Linked DNA regions of Homo sapiens: all the other regions are linked to region 2. A link is an interaction called in ENCODE POLR2A ChIA-PET data of the cell type or tissue named here. Cell type or tissue: K562. All regions are shown on one strand. Region 1 overlaps SESN2 (sestrin 2). Region 2 overlaps RCC1 (regulator of chromosome condensation 1). Region 3 overlaps PHACTR4 (phosphatase and actin regulator 4).

Region 1 (4,000 bases), 240 kb before region 2:
GAGTAGCCAGAAGTGAGTTGACCTCTCTGAGCCTTGTTCCTCATCTGTAAAATGGAAGCCCTAGTAGTAGCTTCTGCCCTAAAGTCCAGGTAGTGCATGTGAAATTAATGCTTAGCCAGTGGTAACCAGCCTTGTTATGCACCATTGTTATTACTGACTCCCCAGTCCAGGGAATTGGGCAGGGAGGGCTGACTTGGAGGGGTCATTTCTTGGCAGTGGTATGCTGCCCTGCCTGCTTCCTCTGTCAGGATCGGGGAAGCATTCAGGGTATTGGAGCCATGGATTCAAATCTACTTGGTTTTGCCTTCAGGGCTTTATACTCGCGTTCCCTCTGGCTGGAATGCTGGTCCCCCTAGTTTTTGGGGTGTGTGTTTGTTTGTTTTGAGACGGAGTTTCACTCTTGTTGCCCAGGCTGGAGTGCAATGGTGCGATCTCAGCTCACCACAACCTCCACCTCCTGGGTTCAAGCAATTCTCCTGCCTCAGCCCCCCGAGTAGCTGGGACTACAGGCATGCACCACCATGCCTGGCTAATTTTTTGTATTTTTAGTAGAGACGGGGTTTCTCCATGTTGGTCAGGCTGGTCTCGAACTCCCAACCTCTGGTGATCCGCCTGCCTCGGCCTCTCAAAGTGCTGGGATTTCAGGCGTGAGCCACTGCGCCCGGCCTGTTTGTTTTTTAAGAGAGGGTGTCCTGCTGTGTTGTCCAGACTGTTCTCAAATTCCTAGCCTCAGGTGATCCTCCACCACCAAGCCTTCCAAAGTACCGGGGTTACAGGTGTGAACCACCCCACTTAGGCCCCCTAGATCTTTACAGGCCTTGCTGTCTTCTCATCATTTAGATAACAGCTCAAAGACCACCTCCTCAATGGCTTCTCCTGTCTACTTACACTAAAATATTGCACACTCTCCCTCCCCATCATACAGTTACTGTTTATTTCACTCACTTTATAGAATCTGTGCTTTGAAATCCTGTTTATCAGATTCTGAATTATATGAAGGCCAAGGGCTTTGTCTTTTCACTGCTGTATTCTTGCTGCTTGCAATATAGCCATCAAAAATATTTGTTGAGTGAACAAATTAATTCTGTTTCCACCTAGAAAGCACTTAGCATAGTGCCTTATACTTGAGAAAGTGATCAATAAATGGTGTAAACAATGGTCCTCACCCTGGCTGTTATGCTGGGGCCCCACCCCAGATAACTAAATTAGAATTGCGGGAGGTGGGACCTTGGCATTGTTATTTTTGTAAAGCTTCTCAAAGGATTCTAATGTACCGCTTGGGTTGAGAAGCCCTTGTTTGATACAGCAAGGAGGTTAATGATACCTGACTTTTTATTAAGTGCTTATTGTTATGGAGGTATTGAGGTAAGCTACACAGTGTTATCTCATGAAATCCTCATCACTGGCCAGTGGAAGTAGTTACTGCTATCCCCATTATTTGGTAAAGAAACTGAGGCTCATAAAGCTAAGGGATAGCAGGTGGTGGAGCTGTCATTTGAGCTCATGCAATTTGTGTCAAGAGCCCCATCTTTTTTTTTTTTTTTTTTTTTGAGACAGGGTCTTGCCCTGTTGCTCAGGCTGGAATGCCGTGGTGCGATCATAGCTTGCTGTAACCTCAAACTCCTGGGCTCAGGCAGTCCTCCTGCCTCAGCCTCCTGAGTAGCTGGGACTACAGGTTGTGTGCTACCATGCCCAGCTAATTTACTGTTTGTGGAGACAGGGGTCTCACTGTGTTGCCCAGGCTGGTCTCGAATTCCTGGCCTCAAGCGATCCTCTTGCCTCAGTGTCCCAACGTGCTGGGATGAGCTGCTGCGCCAGCCAAGGGCCCCTATCTTTTAACTGCATTGTATATTGTTGTTGTTGTTGTTATTGCTGAAAGTGTTGATGGATCCAGACCGATGACTTAGAGCTCCTTCTTTTGACAATTCCTGGGTCAGATTTTGGAGTGAGTTGGGATTCCCAAGGCTATTCCTATCCTTCCCTAGCACCCCTGATGGGCCGTCTCTGCCTCCCCCAGTTTTGCTCCACCCTACCCTGCTGTGGCTTGCTATTCTGTCCTCAGGTCCCCTGAGGTGGAGGCCCAGTTTGTGGAGTCAGCAATCCTTATCTCCTATACAGAGCTGTTGGGCTTTTTCTTTGGTGAGGGGGAGGGAAGCTCCAAAGGGGAGTGCTCAGGGATTGTGTTGGTTACTACGCTGAACTTGGACCAGCCTGGCCCGGAAGTTCCCAGAAGTGTGGGCTGAAGGGGGCCTGCACGGTCAGCTCAACTCCCTTTTTGAAGGTAGCTGGGCTACTTTACCTACCAGTTTAGTAGGTAAAGAGAGTTTAGGCCTTTAACTTTCCCAGAGCCACATAGCAAGTTAGTTGCAGAATTGGTACCTATTCCAGAGACTTTGTAGTCTTCTGGAGTCCCAGAGCTCTGCCTCCTCAGTGGGCTTTTGGCCATCTGAGAAGGAAGGTTCAATTATAGTTTTTGGTTCCCGGATACCTGAGGGCTGGTACTAAGTCTGGATCTTAATGGGAAGGGGAGAACTGGGCGCCTCCTATCCCTGTCCAGTGAGAGCATGGCTCTGATTTGGGTAAACTGTAAACAAGACCAGTGCTGAGAGCCACCTCCACTCTCAGATTAACAAAATAAATTAATAAGTAGAGCATCCTTCCTGAACCCCATCTCTAGGACTAGGAGAAGCAGATGTAGTGAGTACCTGATATTAGTGGTTTCTAAAGAGGCTGCAGCATATAACAGGTCAAAACAGTTGCTCCCATCAGCCTTGTACACCCTGCTCAGATTCCCTCCGTGCCTTTCTGCTTTCTCTGTCTTCATTCACAGACTAGTATGAATGACCTGGCGCTGCTCTCCACTAAATGTGATCTGGTGTCAGGGAAACAAAACAGACAATTTGATGACAGTGTTTTTAGAAGCAAAAGCCCTGGGAATTTTGGGGTCATAGGTGAGGGCCAGAAAAAGGTTCCTAGACTATTGTGGTTTAGCTTTGCAAAAGGAGTGACCACTGGGACTGGGCCAGTTGTATCTGGAAGCCCATGGGAGGGGGAGGTAGGGTTTTAAGCCAGTTGATCGGATTTATATTCAGAAAGTTAATGTGGCTACTGGGTAGAGGATGGATAGGAGAGGCCAGGGCTAAGGAGGCCGGGGGACAACTGGCGAGGTTGTGAGTAGTGGTCCAGACAAGAGGGGGTGGTAGTTAATGAGGTGGTGGTGGTGGGAGGACAGATAAGCAGCCAGGCATGGTGACTCCCATCTGTAATCCCAGTGCTTTGGGAGGCCAAGGCAGGAGGATCCATTGAGCCCAGCAGTTTGAGGCTATAGTGAGCTATGACTGCACCACTAAAGAAGAGGCCAGGCGTGGTGGCTCATTCCAGTAATCCCAGCACTTTGGGAGGCTGAGGTGGGCGGATCACCTGAGGTTGGGGATTCGAGACCAGCCTGGCCAACATGGAGAAACCCAGTTTCTACTAAAAATATAAAATTAGGTGAGCGTGGTTGTGCATGCCTGTAATCCCAGCTACTCGGGAGGCTGAGGCAGGAGAATCGCTTGAACCCAGGAGGCAGAGGTTGCAATGAGCTGAGATCGCACCATTGCACTCCAGCCTGGGCAACAAGAGCGATACTCCGTCTCAAAAAAAAAAAGAAGCAAAAGAAGGAAGGAGAAGGAAGGAAGGAAGGAAGAAGGAGGAGGAGGAGGAAGAAAGGAAGGAAGGAAGGAACGAACGAACATGTGAGAGAAATTGAAGCTGCTTCTGAAGCATCTGGGGTACTTGGTTACCTGGCTTCAGGGTGCAAACTGTGGTGTGTTCTTGTATAAGTTCTCTGGGACCACTAAGAAGGTGGCCTCCTGGAGATGTGCAGCATGATGGCTATATAGTTCCTTTTCCAGGACCCTCCCATCCCGCAATGCTGGGATTCTTGGGTCCCAACCCAGTTCCTGAAGAACTCAGCCTGGAGTGAGCCCTCTTTCTTGATTACCCTTCCAAACATGTG
Region 2 (4,000 bases):
TTTTGCAGAAAGTCTGCTGTTTTTGTACTAAAGGCTTTGGAATTTGGCATTTAGCTAGGAATGCACATTCTTTCACCTCATTCATACTTTAAGAACCACAGAAGTGACTCTGCTTGGCCAGAAGGCACACTGTGTTGGTGGTTATATTAAAAGTCCTTGAGTATTTTGCTTTTCATGATCTTGCTCACTGCAACTTCCGCCTCCCAGGTTCAGGCGATTCTCCTGCCTCAGCCTCCCAAGTAGCTGCGACTACAGGCGTGTAGCACCACACCTGGCTAATTTTTGTATTTTTAGTAGAGATGAGGTTTCACCATATTGGCCAGGCTGTTCTCAACTCCTGACCTCGTGATCCGCCCACCTCAGCCTCCTAAAGTGCTGGGATTACAGCTGTGAGCCACCCTGCCCGGCCACTTTTGTATGATTTCTAATGTATTTGTAATTTACCTAACAAATTGCCTAATCTGCTATGTTAATGTATTTATGAATTAAAATAAATACGACTGCATGTTTGTGGTTCATTTTTGTGGAGGTGGCTGTGGTGACATCAGCCAAGAATCTGAATGGTACTGTTGAAGGAAACTAGCATGATAGCTTCAGTTCTAAAGGCCCTGAAACCTAGTCTCAGGTGGGTCCCCCTTGGGTTCACTTTATATTGGCAGTTTATTGGGAAAATGGATATTAGGTCCTGACCAATAGGACCGTAAGTCTGGGTTGAGTGCAAGATGAGTTAGACCGATTCTTTAGCTTCCTGCAGTGTAGTGGAGGAAAAATCGATGGTAGCAACGGGAGGTTGTATCCCTAGCTGATGAGTTGTATGAGCCTCTACTACCTGGCGCACCTCCGCCTGAAGATTGCCAGAATTGCTTGCCTCATGACGTGAGTCACAATGGAAACTTTGTCAAGCCCCCTGCACTGGCTGCCAACATAAATGTTCAGTACCCTGAAGGATGGGACTGAAGGGGGATCATCTAGAAGGTAAAGTTACCTACTGGCATAGGGGAGGTGGGACAGCCGTTAAGCCATTTGGAACTTGATGGAGACAGGTTTGAGGGAGGTGGGTGAGATTGGAGTTTGGTGGACTGTAGAGCTTGCTTGCCAAGGTGTTGAGGTCAGGGTTGGTTTGAGAATGGAAGCTAGTTACTAGCTATGATTGTGGGGGAACACAGCTTGATTTTTCTTACAAGCTAAGAGGAGTGAGGCAGTGTTTAAGAGGGCATGTTAAATGCAGCCAGGCTTGGTGGCTCACACCCGTAATCCCAGCACTTAGGCTAAGGCAGGCGGATCACAACATCTAGAGATCCTGGCCAACGCGGTGAAACCCTGTCTGTACTAAAAATACAAAATAACTGGGCATGGTGGTGTGCACCTGTGGGAGGCTGAGGCAGAATTGCTGGAACCCGGGAGATGGAGGTTGTACTGAGCTGAGACCTTGCCACTGCGCTCCAGCCTGGTGACAGAGTTAAGTCTCAAAAAAAAGGCATCTTCCTAAAGCAATTGTATTTGTGCTTACCTGTGCCAGGCACTGTTCTAGGTAAGCACTAAGTGGGCTTTAATACAGCATATTCCAATGGGGAATCCCAGGAACCAAAAGACTAATTGTCCAAGTCCACAACTAGAAGTGGCACCTCTGCAGAAACAAGCATCAAATTCCCTGCTCAGGAAGAAGCCAGATGAGTCAGCCCCATTCGTCTGTATGCCCAGTCCCATCCGTGTCCTGCTGTAACTACATAGATCTCACCTGAGTAAAGTGATTTTTTTCTGAACCAGTGGTTTTAGTATGTTTTCAATCCATATACTCAGGTGGGTTTGGGTAACTGCAGTGCTGGGCAGGAAATGAATGAATTTCTATTGACTTGCAAGGTAGAGGTGAAGCAAAGCTGTCAGTAGGTGTTCAGGTCCCACTCTGCTAAACTTCAGCTTGCAATACCCCTTTTTTAGACTTTCCAAACAGGCACTTCTGGCCTTGTTCTTTGTGTAGGCAGACAGTATTGGTTGCCTATCTTAGGAGTACTAGACTGGGTTTGAATCCTGATCCCACCACTTGCTGTTCATGAGACTTTGGGTGAGTTACTCAGCCCCTCTGCCTCAATTTCATGTTCACAAAATAAGTGATAAACTACCTCATAGAGTTGTAATAAGGACAAAGGAGTTGGTATTTGTGAAAAGATTCTTAGGGTCTCTAGATGGAGTGCAGCAGCATGATCACTTATTAAATAACATTCTTTTGTGACTTCTCAGAAACCAAGGATACAGTATCCAATTTTTTGTTTTTTGTTTTTTTTTTTTTTTGAGAGGGAGTCTCGCTCTGTCGCCCAGGCTGGAGTGCAGTGGCACAATCTCAGCTCACTGCAAGCTCAGCCTCCCCAGCAGCTGGGACTACAGGTGCACGCCGCCACACCCGGCTAATTTTTTTGTATTTTTAGTAGAGAAGGGGTTTCACCATGTTAGCCAGGAAGGTCTCCATCTCCTGACCTCGTGATCCGCCCACCTCGGCCTCCCAAAGTGCTGGGTTTACAGGCGTCAGCCACCATGCCCAGCTTTTTTTTTTTTGAGATCTAATCTCACTCTGTCTCCAGGAGGGAGTGCAATGGAGCCATCTTGGCTTGCTGCAACCTCCACCTCCCGGGTTCCAGCAATTCTCCCACCTCAGCCTCCCAAGTAGCTGGGATTACAGGCGCACGCCACCATGCCCGGCTAATTTTTTTTGCATTTTTTAGTAGAGACGGGTTTCACCATGTTAGCCAGGCTGGTCTCGAACTCCTGACCTCAAGTGATCCACCTGCCTCAGCATCCCAAAGTGTTGGGATTACAGGCGTAAGCCACTGCGCCTAGCCTCAAGCCTGATCCTTTTTTTTTTTTTTTTTTTTGAGATGGAGTCTTTGCCTCCCAGGCTGGAGTGCAGTGGCGTGATCTCAGCTCACTGCTACCTCTGCTTCCTGGGTTCAAGCGATTCTCCTGCCTCAACCTCCCAAGTAGCTGGGATTACAAGCGCCTGCACCGCACCCGGCTAATTTTTGTGTTTTTTTTTTCAGTAGAGACAGGGTTTCGCCATGTTGGCCAGGCTGGTCTCAAAACTCCTGACCTCAGGTGATCCACCACGCCCGGCAGAGCCTTGATCTCTTAACCACTATCCTCACCTCCCCTTTCCCTAAGGATCCACAATGGCCTCACTGGCTCTTGAAGGCAGGCTGGCACCTTGATCATTCTTCCTGGTCATTAGTATTCTGATCTGGTTATTTTCCATTTTATGTCCATCTAACCTACTTGGAGGATCCTCAAGAGACTGCATATGTAAACTCAGTACTTATTCTTGTACTGTGCCTGCCATATAGCAAGCACTGGCTGATTTAATTTTTCTGTGTTCTTTTTTATTGATTTGTTTTTATCTTTATTATTTTCTTTGCTTATTTTGGGGTTAGTTTGCTCATCTATTCCTAGTTTCTTAAGCTAGTAGCTGAGCTCATTGATTGGAGACCTTTCTTTTTTTCTAATGTAGGCATTTAGTGCTATAAATTTCCTCCAGATACTGTTAACAACACACAAATTCTGGTATGTTTTGTTTTCATTTTAATTCATTTCAAAATATTTTTGAGTTCCTTTTCTATTCTTTGATCTATGGGCTACTTGAAAGTGTATTATTGTTGTTGTATTAGTGTTGTTCAAATCTATCCTTGCTAGTTTCTTTTTTTTTGGAGACTGCGTCTCCAAAGGCTGGAGTGCAGTGGCACAATCTTGGCTCACTGCAAGCTCCGCCTCCTGGGTTCACACCATTCTCCTGCCTCAGCGTCCCCAGCAGCTGGGACTACAGGTGCCTGCCACCATGCCCTGCTAATTTTTTGTAGAGATGGGGTTTCACCATGGTCTCAATCTCCTGACCTTGTGATCCACCCGCCTCGGCCTCCCAAAGTGCTGGGATTACAGGTGTGAGCCACCGCGCCCAGCCTCTTTTTTTTTTTTAGACAAGAGTCTCACTCTGTTGCCAAAGCCAGAGTGCAGTGGC
Region 3 (4,000 bases), 120 kb before region 2:
ACACACACACACACACATATTTTTATTTTATTTTTATTTTTGAGATGGGGTCTCACTTTGTTGCCCAGGCTGGAGTGCAATGGCACAATTAGGGCTCACTGCAGCCTTGACCTCTCAGGCTCAGGTGATCTTCCCACCTCAGCCTCCCAAGTAGCTGGGACTACAGGCACATGCCACCATACTGGCTAACTTTTTTTTTTTCTTCTTCCCTGTAGAGACAAGGTTTTGCCATGTTGCCCAGACTGGTCTTGAACTCCTGGGCTCAAGCAGTTTGCTCACCTTGGACTCCCAAAGTGCTGTGATTACAGGTGTGAGCCACCTCACCCAGCCTTATTTTTTAAAAAAGTTAACTGTAAAACAGCCTCTGGCAGGTCCTTCAGGAAGTATTCTAGAAGAAGGCACTGTTATCATAGGAGATGACAGCTCCATGCCTGTTAGTACCCCTGAAGACCTTTCAAGAAGTCAAGATGTAGAAGTGGAAGACAGTGATATTCTTGATCCTGTCCCTGTGGAGGCCTAGGCTAATGTGTTGTTAGTGTCTTAGTTTTTAACAAAAAGTTTTAGAAAGTAAAAAAAAAAAAAAAAGAAAGAGGGACGGAGGGAAGGAAAGGAGGGAGGGAGGAAGGAAGAGGGAGGAGAGAGACAGAGCAGAGAGAGAAAGGAAGGAAAGGAAAGGAAGAAAGAAAAAAAGAAAAAAAAGAAAAGAAATCCTCCTGACTTATCATCCTGAATAGCTGGGACAACAGATGTGTCCTACCACACCAAGCTAATTTTTAAAAAATTGTTTTTATGGAGATGGGATCTTGCTATGTTGCCTGGGCTGGTCTCAAGCTCCTGGCCTCAAGTGATCTTCTTGCTTTGACCTACAGAAGCACTAGGATTACAGGTGTGAGCCACCTCTCCTGGCCATCTTTTCTTTTTTTTTTTTTTGGAGATGGAGTTTTGCTCTTGTTGCCCAGGCTGGAGTGCAGTGGCACGATCTCGGCTCACCACAACCTCTGGCTCCCAGGTTCAAGTGATTCTCCTGGCTCAGCCTCCCGAGTAGCTGGGATTACAGGCATGTGCCACCACGCCTGGCTAATTTTGTATTTTTAGTGGAGATGGGGTTTCTCCATGTTGGTCAGGCTGGTCTCAAACTGCCGACCTCAGGTGTTCCACCTGCCTCAGCCTCCCAAATTGCTGGGATTACTGGGGTGAGCCACCATGCCTGGACCTGGCCATCCTTTTTTTCTTTTTTTTTTTTTTTCTGAGATGAAGTCTTGTTCTTGTTGACCAGGCTGGAGTACAGTGGCACGGTCTCAGCTCACTGCAATCTCTGCCTTCCGGGTTCAAGCGATTCTCCTGCCTCAGTCTCCTGAGTAGCTGGGATTACAGGCGCCCACCACCACCCTGGCTAATTTTTGTACTTTTAGTAGAGATGGGGTTTCGCCATGTTGGCCAGGCTGGTCTCAAACTCCAGACCTCAGGTGATCTGCCTGCCTTGGCCTCCTAAAGTGCTGGGATACAGCCATGAGCCACCAGGCCCGGCTGGCCATCTTTTAAAAGTATGTTTTGTCTTTGAGGTTTCCTCAAAATGTGATACATAACGATGCCAGAAATATATACGGCTTCATTTTTGTGGGTGTTGATTTTGTCATGATCAGTGATGATGATGAATTGCCCTTCCTGTGCTCTGTAAGCATGTTTTCTGAAATTAATGTCCTTTATAACTCACTAGTGTTATTTTCTGGGATAATTTGGATTAGCACGCAATGCTTTTGCTTATCAATAAGCCACACCTCTGTTTTAAAGAGCTGATTCATGCTTCTTAGTGGTAACAGAAGTACTATGTTTAACAAAGAGGAGGAGGTCAGTTTTTCTTCAAAGAAGAAAGTTTCATTTTTATGTCTTTACTCCTCAGTAATATGTTACATATTGAATATTTGTGCTTAAAAACAAACTTTTCTTAAGCATAACTTTTTTTTTTTTTTTTTTTGAGTCAGAGTCTCACTCTGTCGCCCAGGCTGGAGTGCAATGGCACCATCTTGGCTCACTGCAAGCTCCACCTTCCAGGTTCATGCTATTCTGCCTCAACCTCCCGAGTAGCTGGGACTACAGGCACCTGCCAGCTACTGTTACAATTACACGCCTGGCTAATTTTTTTTTTTTTTTTTTTTTTTTAGTAGAGACGGGGTTTCACCGTGTTAGCCAGGATGGTCTCGATCTCCTGACCTCGTGATCCGCCCGCCTCGTCGGCCTCCCAAAGTGCTGGGATTACAGGCGTGAGCCACCACGCCCGGCCAACTTTTTTTTTTTTGAACAGGCTTTTCCATTTGTAAAACTCAGTCCTTACTAAGAACATGATTGTAAGTCTCTATATAATGTTTCATTTTCTTTGTGATAGGCAAAAACAAATTAAGTTCTTTATTAACTGCTTTTATTTGTAGCTACTAAATTTCTCTGCTAAGTGTAACAAAAATAGTTTAGAAATAGCAAAGAAAGTTATTTTAGGGAAATGTAGAGGTTTTCTACACTTCCAGATTTCCAGGGAAAAGGGTAAATTGGTGACAGATAATAAAGATGCATGTAGCCAGGCACGGTGGCTCATGCCTGTAATCCGAGCACTTTGGGAGGTCGAGGCAGGCGGATCATTTGAGGTCAGGAGTTCAAGACCAGCCTGGCCAACATGGTGAAATCTCGTCTCTACAAAAATACAAAAATTAGCTGGGCGTGGTGGTATGCACCTTTAATCCCAGCTACTCGGGAGGCTGAGTCGGAAGAATCACTTGAACCTGGGAGGCGGAGGTTGCAGTGAGCTGAGATCGCACCATTGCACTCCAGCCTGAGTGACAAAGCGAAACTCTGTCTCAAAAAAAAAAGAAGATAATAAAGATGCGTGTAGATTACAGTATTTACTCCTTATATTAATGTAGTAGCATCTGAAGGTCACTCTAGAAGAATAGATACCTTATTACTTTCTTAATTTTCTCTAGTGATGTGCTTTTTTTTTTTTTGAGACGGTGTTTTGTTCTTGTCTCCCAGGCTGGAGTGCAATGGCGCAATCTCGGCTCACTGCAACCTCTGCCTCCTGGGTTCAAGCGATTCTCCTGCCTCAGCCTCCTGAGTAGCTGAGATTACAGGCTTACACCACCACGCCCGGCTAATTTCTTTCTTTCTTTCTTTCTTTTTTTTTTTTTTTTTTTGTATTTTTAGTAGAGACGGGGTTTCACCGTGTTGGCCAGGCTGGTCTCAAATTCCTGACATCGGGTGATCTACCCGCCTCGGCCTCCTAAAGTGCTGGGATTGCAGGTGTGAGCCACCGTGCCTGGCCGTGATATGCTTTTAAATCAAGTCCAAGAAAATGTGGAAATAACACTTTAGTTGTTCAGTCTGCCAATGTAAATTTAGGTTTCATTATCTTGATGGTGTTTTTAGACATTGTGTATTTTGATCAGGCTTTGAATCATGATAGAATTAAAAACTGCTTTTTTTGTTTTAGAACTGAAATGGAGGAGTGAGGTGAGCTTTAAGACTGCCAACTATATGCCAGGCACAGCCCATTTCTTCCTGTTTTATTTTATAATAAATGCTATTTCATGAGATTCTCATTAAAGATGAGTATTATTAATCCCACTTGAATCCCCAAAGACAAGAAGGTTAAATTATTCTGCAATATTATCTTTTGTAACCAAAATCATTAACCAGTTTGTATATGATTGATATTTGAAACTAACTTGTGCTAATTTGTCCAATGAAAGATAATGCAAGTTCTCTTAACCAGTAAACTTTTGTTCTTTTGATTTTTGCCTGGCTTGTTAAGCTTTCTCAGGAGGGAGAAGGTTATTTTGAATAACACGGGTCTAGCGTTACAGCAATTACCCAGAAAGGAATAGAAAAGGCAGAAAATAATTTCATTCTTGACGGTTTCCATCTGAGTAGATTAATTTATATTTGTATGTACAATCTGAGGCTATCTTGGACATTCAAAATGAAACAAGGAATGAAGCTATTATTAGGGTAA

Evidence for each region. ChIA-PET counts read pairs that join two places held together with the same protein. Peaks named below come from ENCODE experiments on the same cell type or tissue, not always from the same donor. Only the 100,000 strongest peaks of a DNase experiment are listed, where the experiment ranks them.
Region 1: POLR2A ChIA-PET joins it to region 2 with 10 read pairs; 20 of 35 experiments call an interaction of 5 or more read pairs at or near these places.
Region 3: POLR2A ChIA-PET joins it to region 2 with 14 read pairs; 16 of 35 experiments call an interaction of 5 or more read pairs at or near these places.

The regions. Positions count from the first base shown.
Region 1 is chr1:28,265,028-28,269,027 of GRCh38, forward strand. The region is part of intron 1 of SESN2 (sestrin 2); the gene reads left to right. Among named protein-coding and RNA genes, the nearest start is that of SESN2, 7.5 kb to the left of the region's middle. In K562, no CTCF peak of the experiment used is centred here; a DNase peak (open chromatin) is centred at 2,124; H3K4me3 peaks cover 628 bases.
Region 2 is chr1:28,509,130-28,513,129 of GRCh38, forward strand. All of the region lies in intron 3 of RCC1 (regulator of chromosome condensation 1), which reads left to right. SNHG3 (small nucleolar RNA host gene 3) reads left to right here. Exons shown (of 4, transcript NR_036473.1): 4 at 1-1,763. Among named protein-coding and RNA genes, the nearest start is that of SNORA73B, 2.6 kb to the left of the region's middle. RefSeq lists enhancers at 512-1,277, 1,051-1,270, 2,131-2,180, 2,662-3,230. In K562, no CTCF peak of the experiment used is centred here; no DNase peak of the experiment used is centred here; H3K4me3 peaks cover 3,271 bases.
Region 3 is chr1:28,393,683-28,397,682 of GRCh38, forward strand. All of the region lies in intron 1 of PHACTR4 (phosphatase and actin regulator 4), which reads left to right. Among named protein-coding and RNA genes, the nearest start is that of PHACTR4, 26 kb to the left of the region's middle. In K562, no CTCF peak of the experiment used is centred here; a DNase peak (open chromatin) is centred at 1,789; H3K4me3 peaks cover 306 bases.